Regions from separate parts of the Homo sapiens genome. Here region 2 is linked to region 1. Evidence: chromatin contacts called from ENCODE Hi-C or POLR2A ChIA-PET data. All regions are on one chromosome and are shown on one strand. The core of a region is the stretch at or near the end of the contact, and the rest is flanking DNA. Distances in the headings are between cores, read along the strand shown. Region 1 holds the start of TNPO3 (transportin 3). Region 2 holds the start of TMEM209 (transmembrane protein 209).

Region 1 (4,339 bases), core at 616-3,115:
ACCTGGGAGGAGGAGGTTGCAGTGTGCCGAGATAGCACCACTGCACTCCTCCAGCCTGGGCAACAGAGCCAGACTCTGTCTCAAGAAAAAAAAAAAAAAATTAGTCGGGTGTCAGGGCAGGCACCTGTAATCCCAGCTACTCGGGAGGCTGAGGCAGGAGAATCTCTTGAACCCGGGAGGAGGAGGTTGCAGTGAGCTGAGATGGGACCACTGCACTCCAGCCTGGGCGACAAAGCGAGACTCTGTCTCAAAAAAAAAAAAAAAAAAAAGGCAAAGTTGCTCCATACCAAGACCAGATTTTTAAAAAGTCAAAGTTGCAAATTTTTAAATATTATGCACTTGCAGCCTAGGAGCTGATTTAATAAGGCAGAGCACCTTTAAGTATCAGTTATGAGTTAAAATAAAGGGAAGGGGGCCAAAAAAAATATGGTTGTGAGTATAAAATGCAAAAATAAAGGTAAAGGTGAGTATTTTGTCAGCCTGTAAAAAAAGCCTCTTTAGTTTTCAAAGTACTTAATTTTTAAAGTACATCCTACATTAGAACCTAAGTCAGCCAGATAACCAAGAATACACATTTACACAGAAATGAAGCACAGCAAAGGTGTGAAAATTAGGGCAGGAAGCATAAAACATGAATCAAAGAATGCAGAAATACAACAGATATAAGCTACAATTAAATATCTCACCGGATGCACACACAGTTTTATATGGAATAATCAAAGCAGCAGTGATACCCATCTTATAAATAAAAATCTAAAAGCCAGAGAAATAACAAGGTTAGAGGATTAATATGAAACAAAATGAGAACTCCAAAGATTTTCTGAAAGCAGAATTACTGTTTTTTCTTCATATTATGTTGCCACTCCAAAGCAAGGGGAAAACTCGCATGAGTAAGAATCTAGAAACCTGAGAAGTTTCGAGAAGAACAGACTCAAACTGGAGTGAAAATAGGCAAAAAGAGTGAGGCATAAGGCTACGACTGGGAGCAAAATGCCAGATGCAAGTCTTGGACACGGAGGGGAGACGAATAAAGCCTTCTTAAGCGGAAGGTGGAGAAACACTGGGGTTGGATTTGGTGGGAGGAAGACAAAACGGAAAAGCACGGCCCAAGAAGCAACGGCAAAGGGAGAACTTAAACAAGATTAGATTGATGCCACAATCGAAGAGTATAAGACCTACAAATCAGATTCTGCCGGGTGGGGAAAGGGCCAGTTCGCGACCGATCAGGTGCGACTAGTTTCCCAAAAGCGGCAAAGATGTAGCTTCGCAGCCCCACCCCACGACAGCAGCTCCTCCCCAAGGAGGACCTCACGAGGTCAACTGCCGGGCTCAGGTTCTCCCCCGGAGCCTAGGTTCCACCCCGCCCCGGCCGTGCGGCACAGAACTGCCTCTCTGGGCCCCTCACCGAACGCTGCAGCTCCCCAAGCCAAAAAGAGGCGCGCTCCTTTCCGCTGGGATCTGGGTCGTGGTAAAGCGCCTGCACTGCCTGGTACACGAGCTGCAATGTCGGCTTTGCTCCTTCCATGGTGGTGGCGGTAGTGGCGGTAGCGACGGCTCTGATTCTTCTCCGGAGGATTCCTCGGTTGCTCCGCCTTCGCGCTTCCTCACTGTCTGGGCCACGGCCGCTCCCTGACTGGCGCCATCTCCTCCTCTTTGGCCGTTACCAGGGCAGAAGGCTCTCCGTGGAAGTTGCCCCCTCGGAAACAGCTATTAGGTCGTATTCAGGTTCCTGGCCTTTTTTCCGGTTTTTCCACTTGATTCTAGACTCTTGAGTCCACAGATTCTGGCGCTCCCGTCTTCAGTCGCTGACTTGCCCTCAGAAGCCTATCTTGGGAGGCCACACACCAGTGTACCTAAGGTTCGTTTACCCGGACCGGAAGCGACAGCACCGATACCTTTGGCACACTTCCGCCTGGTACACTACAAACGGCCTCCTTCCCGGCACGCCTCCTCTTGTCTCCCCGCCCCCTCCCGGAAGTAACCCTGCCGGGCCAGGAGCCGGGAAGAAGAGCCGGTGTTCTCTCTGTTCCTCGCTAGCAGCTTGGGACATTAGCGCCGAGATGTGCCCCATATCTGAGCTGCCTTCAGCTCCTTGGAAACGGATCCAGGTTTTTCCTACCCCTTCCGACTGCCCCATCCCTCTCCAGAGAATCCTTTTCTGCCCTGGTGATCAAGGCGCGTCAATTCAACTCTCCCTAGAGTGGCCACAGTACTGGAGATCCAAAGATGACTTAAGACATGGTACCTACGCTGGCTCTAGTGGAGGAGACAGACACGTAGTCAACTGAACTATTTTACAAACCTGAAATATGTGCCACATTGAGATAAATCCAAAATGCCTAGAATCTTTGTTCAGCTCCCCTTTACTTAGTTCTTAAGCCCAAAAGAGGTCTTCATTCTGCTTACAGCTCCTGGTGCTCTAACTCCAGAGCATTTTGCATACATCTTTAGGGTTATTCTCACATTGAACTGTATTTTTGTGAATGCCTTTCTGTCCGAATCCAATACCAGTGGTCTAACAATTCACAAAAGAAAACAGAAATATTGGAAACTGTACTATGGAGAAATTAGGGACAAAAGGTAACAGTATATTGATATTAACATTGCTGCTAGTCCTTTGCACTAGTAAATAACTGCTATTTGATAAATGATCACAATGTGTAAAACACTGTAGTTACAAGATCTCATTTAATCCGCCTAACAACCTTGCCAAGTATTAATAAAACCCGTTTTAGGCGCTGACACTGACCTACAGCGCCTCAGCTCCAGCGCCATGGCGCCCTCCAGGAAGTTCTTCGTGGGGAGGAACTGGAAGATGAACGGGCGGAAGAAATGTCTGGGGGAGCTCATCGGCACTCAGAACGCGGCCACTGTGCCTGCCGACACCAAGGTGATTTGTGCTCTCGCCACTGCGTATAACGAGTTGGCCCGGCAGAAGCTAGCTCCCAAGATTGCTGTGGCTCCGCAGAACTGCTACAAAGTGACTAATGGGGCCTTTACTGGGGAGATCAGCCCTGGCATGGTCAAAGACTTAGGAGTCACGTGGGTGGTGTGGTCCTGGGGCACTCAGAAGGCGTGTCTTTGGGGAGTCAGATGAGCTGATTGGGCAGAAAAGTGGCCCATGCTCTGGCAGAGAGACTCGGAGTAATCGCCTGCATTGGGGAGAAGCTAGATGAAAGGGAAGCTGGCATCACTGAGAAGGTTGTTTTTGAGCAGACAAAGGTCATCGCAGATAATGTGAAGGACTGGAGCAAGGTCATCTTGGCCTATGATCCCGTGTGGGCCACTGGTACTGGCAAGACTGCAACACCCCAACAGGCCCAGGAGGTACACAAGAAGCTCCGAGGATGGCTTAAGTCCAACATCTCTGATGCAGTGGCTCAGAGCACTGGTATCATTTATGGAGGCTCTGTGACCAAGGCAACCTGCAAGGAGCTGGCCAGCCAGCCTGACGTGGCTGCCTTCCTCATGAGTGGTGTTTCCCTCAAGCCCGAATTCGTAGACATCATCAATGCCAAACAATGAGCCCCATCCGTCTTCCCTACCCTTCCTGCCAACCCAGGAACTAAGCAGCCCAGAAGCTGAGTGACTGCCCCTCCCCTGCACATGCTTCTGATGGTGTCATCTGCACCCTATTGTGGCCTCATCCAAACTGTATCTTCCTTTACTATGTATACCTTCACCGTGTAATGGTCGGGACCAGACCAATCCCTTCTCCACTTACTGTAATTGTTGGAACTAAATGTCACCAATGTGGCTTCTCCTTGGCTGAGAGGTGAAAGGGATGGAATTTGCTCCTGGGTCCCCTAGGCCCTAGTGAGGGGAGGAGAGAGAACCCATCCTCTCCCTTCTTACACTGTGAGGCCAAGCAGAAGCCAGGGGTGCTGCCCTCTCCCACGGTGCCAACGCCTTTGTGTGTTGTGTATGTGAGCCATCCCACATGTGAGGGAAATAAACCCCTGGCACTTAAAAAACAAACAAAAAAACGCATTTTAAAGAAAGAAAAATAGTAATGTAATTTGCCCAAGGATACAGTTCTTAAAGTTAGGATTTGAATCCAGATCAGTGTTGCTCCAAAACCTGTTAAATCACACAATCCCTATCATCTTGTGCATTCGTTTGCTTCTGAATTGTTAGTCAAGGAATTTTTAACTGCCAACAACATGATGAAAACAATGTTACTGCACAGAGTTGATACAATTTTAGACAGAAAAAAGAAACTTGATATTTTGGTTACCTAATCCATTCATTCATTAAAAAAAAATTTAGTGCTGGGCTTGGTGGCTCACAACTGTGTAATCCCGGCATTTTGGGAGGCCGAGGCAAGAGGATTACCTTT
Region 2 (4,339 bases), core at 653-3,152, 1.2 Mb after region 1:
GCATTTCAGGAGAGTAATAAAAACAAATCTCACTAACCTCTAAACTTATTTTTCTTCACAGAACTCATAATTACCTGAAGTGTTATTAATCTGATTGTCTAACAGAATGTTCCTTTCATAATAGCAGGGATTTACCTTGCTCCCTTTCTGCTGTATTCCCAGTTTTTACAACCCAGCAGGCAGTCAAATACTTGTTGAATAAGGAAATGTATACTAAGCTGAATTAAACCTGAAGGCAGTTTTTTATTGGTAAATGTAAGTTACAGTGAAAATTACTTACTTACCAATATACCAGAGGGGCCAGTATGTCACATTGTAGTATGAACTAATCAATTTTCCAGTCCTGAAAAAAAATTAGAAAGGCTTTCCAGTGAACCTAAAAACACCAAAAATCAAAAACAAACACAAAAACCTGTGGAACCAGCCACTGGCTTCTTAAAGTTTCACTTTTTTTGGACTGATTCACTTACATTTCAGTATATATCATTCCAGCCATAGATACATTTAGGAGTCCCCAGGCTAAGACCACTTTCCTAGCCTCTGTTTCTTTTCTCATCTTGATGGTTCTGTCAATAAGGGAAGCACTAGGGTGTGCCTCCCCCTGCATCTATGAAAAAACAAAAAGCACAGGAATTAACCAGAAGAAACTATTGCTCCATTTAAAAACCAAATTTTGCATCCCTTATAAAGGTAACTGAAACCGCATATACCTTCTCTCATCTTTAAAATGTTTTATCAAAACTTCTTCCATTTTAATATCAGTATATGAAAAGGGAACCCAAAATTATATGTAACTTAATTGGCATCACAGTGTAATCAACAGAGAAGTGGCTGGTTATTTATCTATTTATTTGTTTTGAGACGGAGTCTTGCTGTCTCCCAGGCTAGAATGCAGTGGCGCGATCTCGACTCACTGCAACCTCCGCCTCCCGGGTTCAAGCGATTCTCCTGCCTCAGACTCCCGAGTAGCTGGGATTACAGACGCCCGCCACCGCGTCCGACTGATTTTTGTATTTTTAGTAGAGACGGGATTTCAACATTTTGGCCAGGCTGGTCTCGAACTCCTGACCTTGTGATCCACCCGCCTCGGCCTCCCAAAGTGTTGGGATTACAGGCGTGAGCCACCGCGCCCAGCCGTGGCTGGTTATTTAAGAACAATTTAATACTTCCAATACATAAAAATGTCTTATTTTGTAATTTAAGGGTTATGTCTAGAAATACTTTGTATTTTGTCTTTGGGGTATGTTACACGGACTAGGCAAAAGGCTAACTTCAGAAACTCAAAATGTCAAGTTTTGGGAGACTATATTCCATATCTGCTGTAAGTCATAAAGACTGTTGTACATCCTCATGCAGACGCCATTACTATCTCAACAACTCTGCACTTGGACAGCTGTACTCCAGGGCTCTCCCTTTTGTGTGTGGATAAAGGACAAGGATCCAAGTTTTAGAAGGGCACGTACTTATGATGGGGTGGTGAGCGGAGTAAGAGGGAGAGAGGGGAAAACGTGCATTGTTTTGGTCCACATTTGGGATTTATAATTCCTCCTTTCTTCAGCTAGGCTCAACTCTTACAGACCGTGCAAAACTTGTTCCAGCGACAAGCAGTCGTATCCCACAGAGGACAGAGCAATAGCTTTCGCGCCACTCAGCCCCCGCGTCCCAATTTCCCAGTCCAGAGCTTCCCTCCCCGGCTCCTGGGCACGAACTTCAGCAACCCTATTGCTTCTTTCTTCCCTTCCCCTAGAGAGGCGGAACGCCTAGCCACATCCCCCTTGGCTGAACCCAGGACAGATCAGCAGGCGCGGAACTCCCACAACCCGCGTAGATTCCAAGACAGGAAGCACAAACACGACCCCGAAAACGCACCATGTCCTCTGGCCGGAAAACGCAGGCTCGCGCCACTCTCTCTGGGCATGCGCAAAGCCAAGCTCAAGCGGGAGGCCACCGGCAAGCGGCTCTAAAGTTACCGGAAGAACTAGGTAGTCTCTTCTCGCGAGAAAGGGAGGGGTCGCAGGCCCAGGCGCTCGGAGCGTTACCAGGGAAACAGGTCTCGGTTTTGCGGCTCCCACTCAGCTGCGGGAGAAAGCTAAGCAGCAAAATTCAGACCAGGCTCTGAACCCGCAGTAAAAAGTAATAATTGTAACAAGCTGAATTTTGTATCTATTAATATAATTTTAGCTTCCCTAGGGCATTTATGGACTCACATGTGTAAACTGATTAAGTAGGGCGGCTCACCGTAGGATAGAGTGGCGTGATAAAGTGGCCAGACACCATCAGTGACAAAGCATTTCTTTCCCCTGTGTTAAAGTATCTATGTCAAGAGTCCTGACCCCATGTAATTTTTTTTTTGGTAGAGACAGGGTTTCGCCATGTTGGCCAGTCTGGTCTCGATTTCCTAACCTCAAGGGATCCGCCCGCCTCAGCCTCCCAAACGCCTGCTGGCCTCCCACCGCCTTTTGGGATTACAGGCGTGGCCCACCGCGCCCGGCCTAAATTCTTAATCTGTTTAATAGGGTGCAGCAATAACAAGCACACCCAAAATTTGTTTTATTGAAGTTGCTAGTGGTTTTGAGGTTAAAAATAATAACACATTTTCGTATGTATTTTTTGGAAGAGCTGCTCATCCTGAGGAAAAGGTTGAGCTTTGTTTTATTTAGCACAAATACCTACAAGTGTGCCGCTGAGCCAGGCGCACGGATATAGAAAATAAGACCTTCCTGGTTATTACCCAGAGGAGCTCAACCCCAGCGGAGGCCCACAGATGCATTTCGGTGGCAGGTGAGGTGGATGCAGTGCTCCCCAAGGAGGCGCATCCAGCCCAGCCCCAGCTCTCGCGAGCTTCCTGGAGGAGATGACGCGTTAGAGTCCACAGCCAGAAACCCAGGGCCTGGGGACTTGTTCTGAAGTGTGCCTCCTAATAAAAACATTAAGCCATGCCACAGTAAGCTAGTGGATTACATCATGTATGTCCAATGGCCAAAGTTTTTCCTAAAATGATCCTAAGATTAATACCACGTGGTATTGTATATTAATGAAAATCGGCAGGTATGCTGTGCTCTTGAAGAGCTGTTAAGTTTTATCATTTTTAGATTGCTTTAGCAGCAATGTTGTTTTGCTCTAGTTTTAGATTTAGAGATGAACTAACTGGAAAATTGTTCAAAGTGAAAGGGCTCAAGGTGCAATCAAAATTAGAATACCGGCCGGGCGCGGTGGCTCACGCCTGTAATCCCAACACTTTGGGAGGCCGAGGCGGGCGGATCACGAGGTCAGGAGATGGAGACCAGCCTGGCCAAGACGCTGAAACCCTGTCTCTACTAAAAAGACAAAAAATTAGTAGGGCGTGGTGGCATGCGCCTGTAATCCCAATTACTCTGGAGGCTGAGGCAGGAGAATCACTTGAGCCTGGGAAGCCGAGGTTGCGGTGAGCCAAGATGGTGCCACTGCATTCCAGTCTGGGCGACAGAGTGAGACCCTGCTAAAAAAAAAAAAAAAAAAAATTAGAATACCGGTTTCCCACCCCCTCCATATGTGACTCTTTCCTAAGAAGAAATTGTATGCATTTGATGTAGTTCATAGTAGTTCATAACGGGCACATCTGTGTTTTTCCCTCTTAATCTATAAGCTGTTGTGCATTTATTCAAGGCTTAAAAAAGAACACCACTGACCAAATGACAGCATTATGTATTAGGGCTGCCATAACGCAATATCACAGACAGGTGGCTTAAACAACAGAAATTATTTTTTTCATAATTTTGGAGGCTGGAAGTCTAAGATCAAATTGTCAGCAGGGTTGGTTTCTCCTGAGGCGGGTCTCCTTGCAGACGGCCCCCTTGTATTGTGACCTTGATTTCTGTGCTCGTGAATCCTTGCTGTCTTCTTGTAAGGATACCAATTGTATTGGATTAGGGCCCTTATGACCTCATTTAACTTTAATTACCTCCTTAAAGGCCCTGTCTCCAAATAGAGTCACACTGGAGGTGAGGGCTTCAACATATGAATTTTAGGGAACACAGTTTGATCGGTAATACATTAGAACTGTCTATGATAATTTGCAATGGCATGATACATATAAAAGAGACTGAATTAAAATGAGTGGATACATTAAACACTTAGACGTGAAGATAGGAAAATATAGCATATACAAGTTTTAGGAAAAAAAATTAAGGCAGAATGCACCATATTGAGGTATGGGGGAAAATAACATAAACATTCAGAGGAGTAATTTGAATAACCTTCCACAAACTTAGAAGTCCAAGAAGCATTTGTCAGTTCCTAGAACAGTTGCTTAAGTATGTGTCATAATAGGTTGCCAAGGAAATTGTCATACATCATAGAG

The links. Hi-C counts contacts between places; a loop is a spot of excess contacts on that map. ChIA-PET counts read pairs that join two places held with the same protein, here RNA polymerase II (POLR2A). Pooled maps may share reads with other maps.
Region 2: a loop to region 1 is called in a map of CD4-positive, alpha-beta T cell, with 9 times the contacts of the local background. The contact joins the promoter of TMEM209 here to the promoter of TNPO3 in region 1. A Hi-C loop is called at or near these places in 2 of 168 maps with a recorded cell type or tissue (CD4-positive, alpha-beta T cell and CD8-positive, alpha-beta T cell) and 5 of 50 pooled maps. POLR2A ChIA-PET finds 5 or more read pairs at or near these places in 1 of 52 experiments (activated CD4-positive, alpha-beta T cell).

The regions. Positions count from the first base shown.
Region 1 is chr7:129,053,246-129,057,584 of GRCh38, forward strand. It overlaps TNPO3 (transportin 3), which reads right to left and starts at 1,866. Exons shown (of 23, transcript NM_012470.4): 1 at 1,406-1,866. The coding sequence starts at 1,525. It also overlaps the pseudogene TPI1P2. RefSeq lists enhancers at 1,399-1,898, 2,710-3,004 and a silencer at 2,710-3,004.
Region 2 is chr7:130,203,504-130,207,842 of GRCh38, forward strand. TMEM209 (transmembrane protein 209) reads right to left here and starts at 1,903. Exons shown (of 15, transcript NM_032842.4): 1 at 1,870-1,903; 2 at 471-607; 3 at 285-343. The coding sequence starts at 1,872. It also overlaps a transcript of SSMEM1 not described here. RefSeq lists a silencer at 386-680 and enhancers at 1,342-2,141, 1,818-1,997, 2,058-2,167.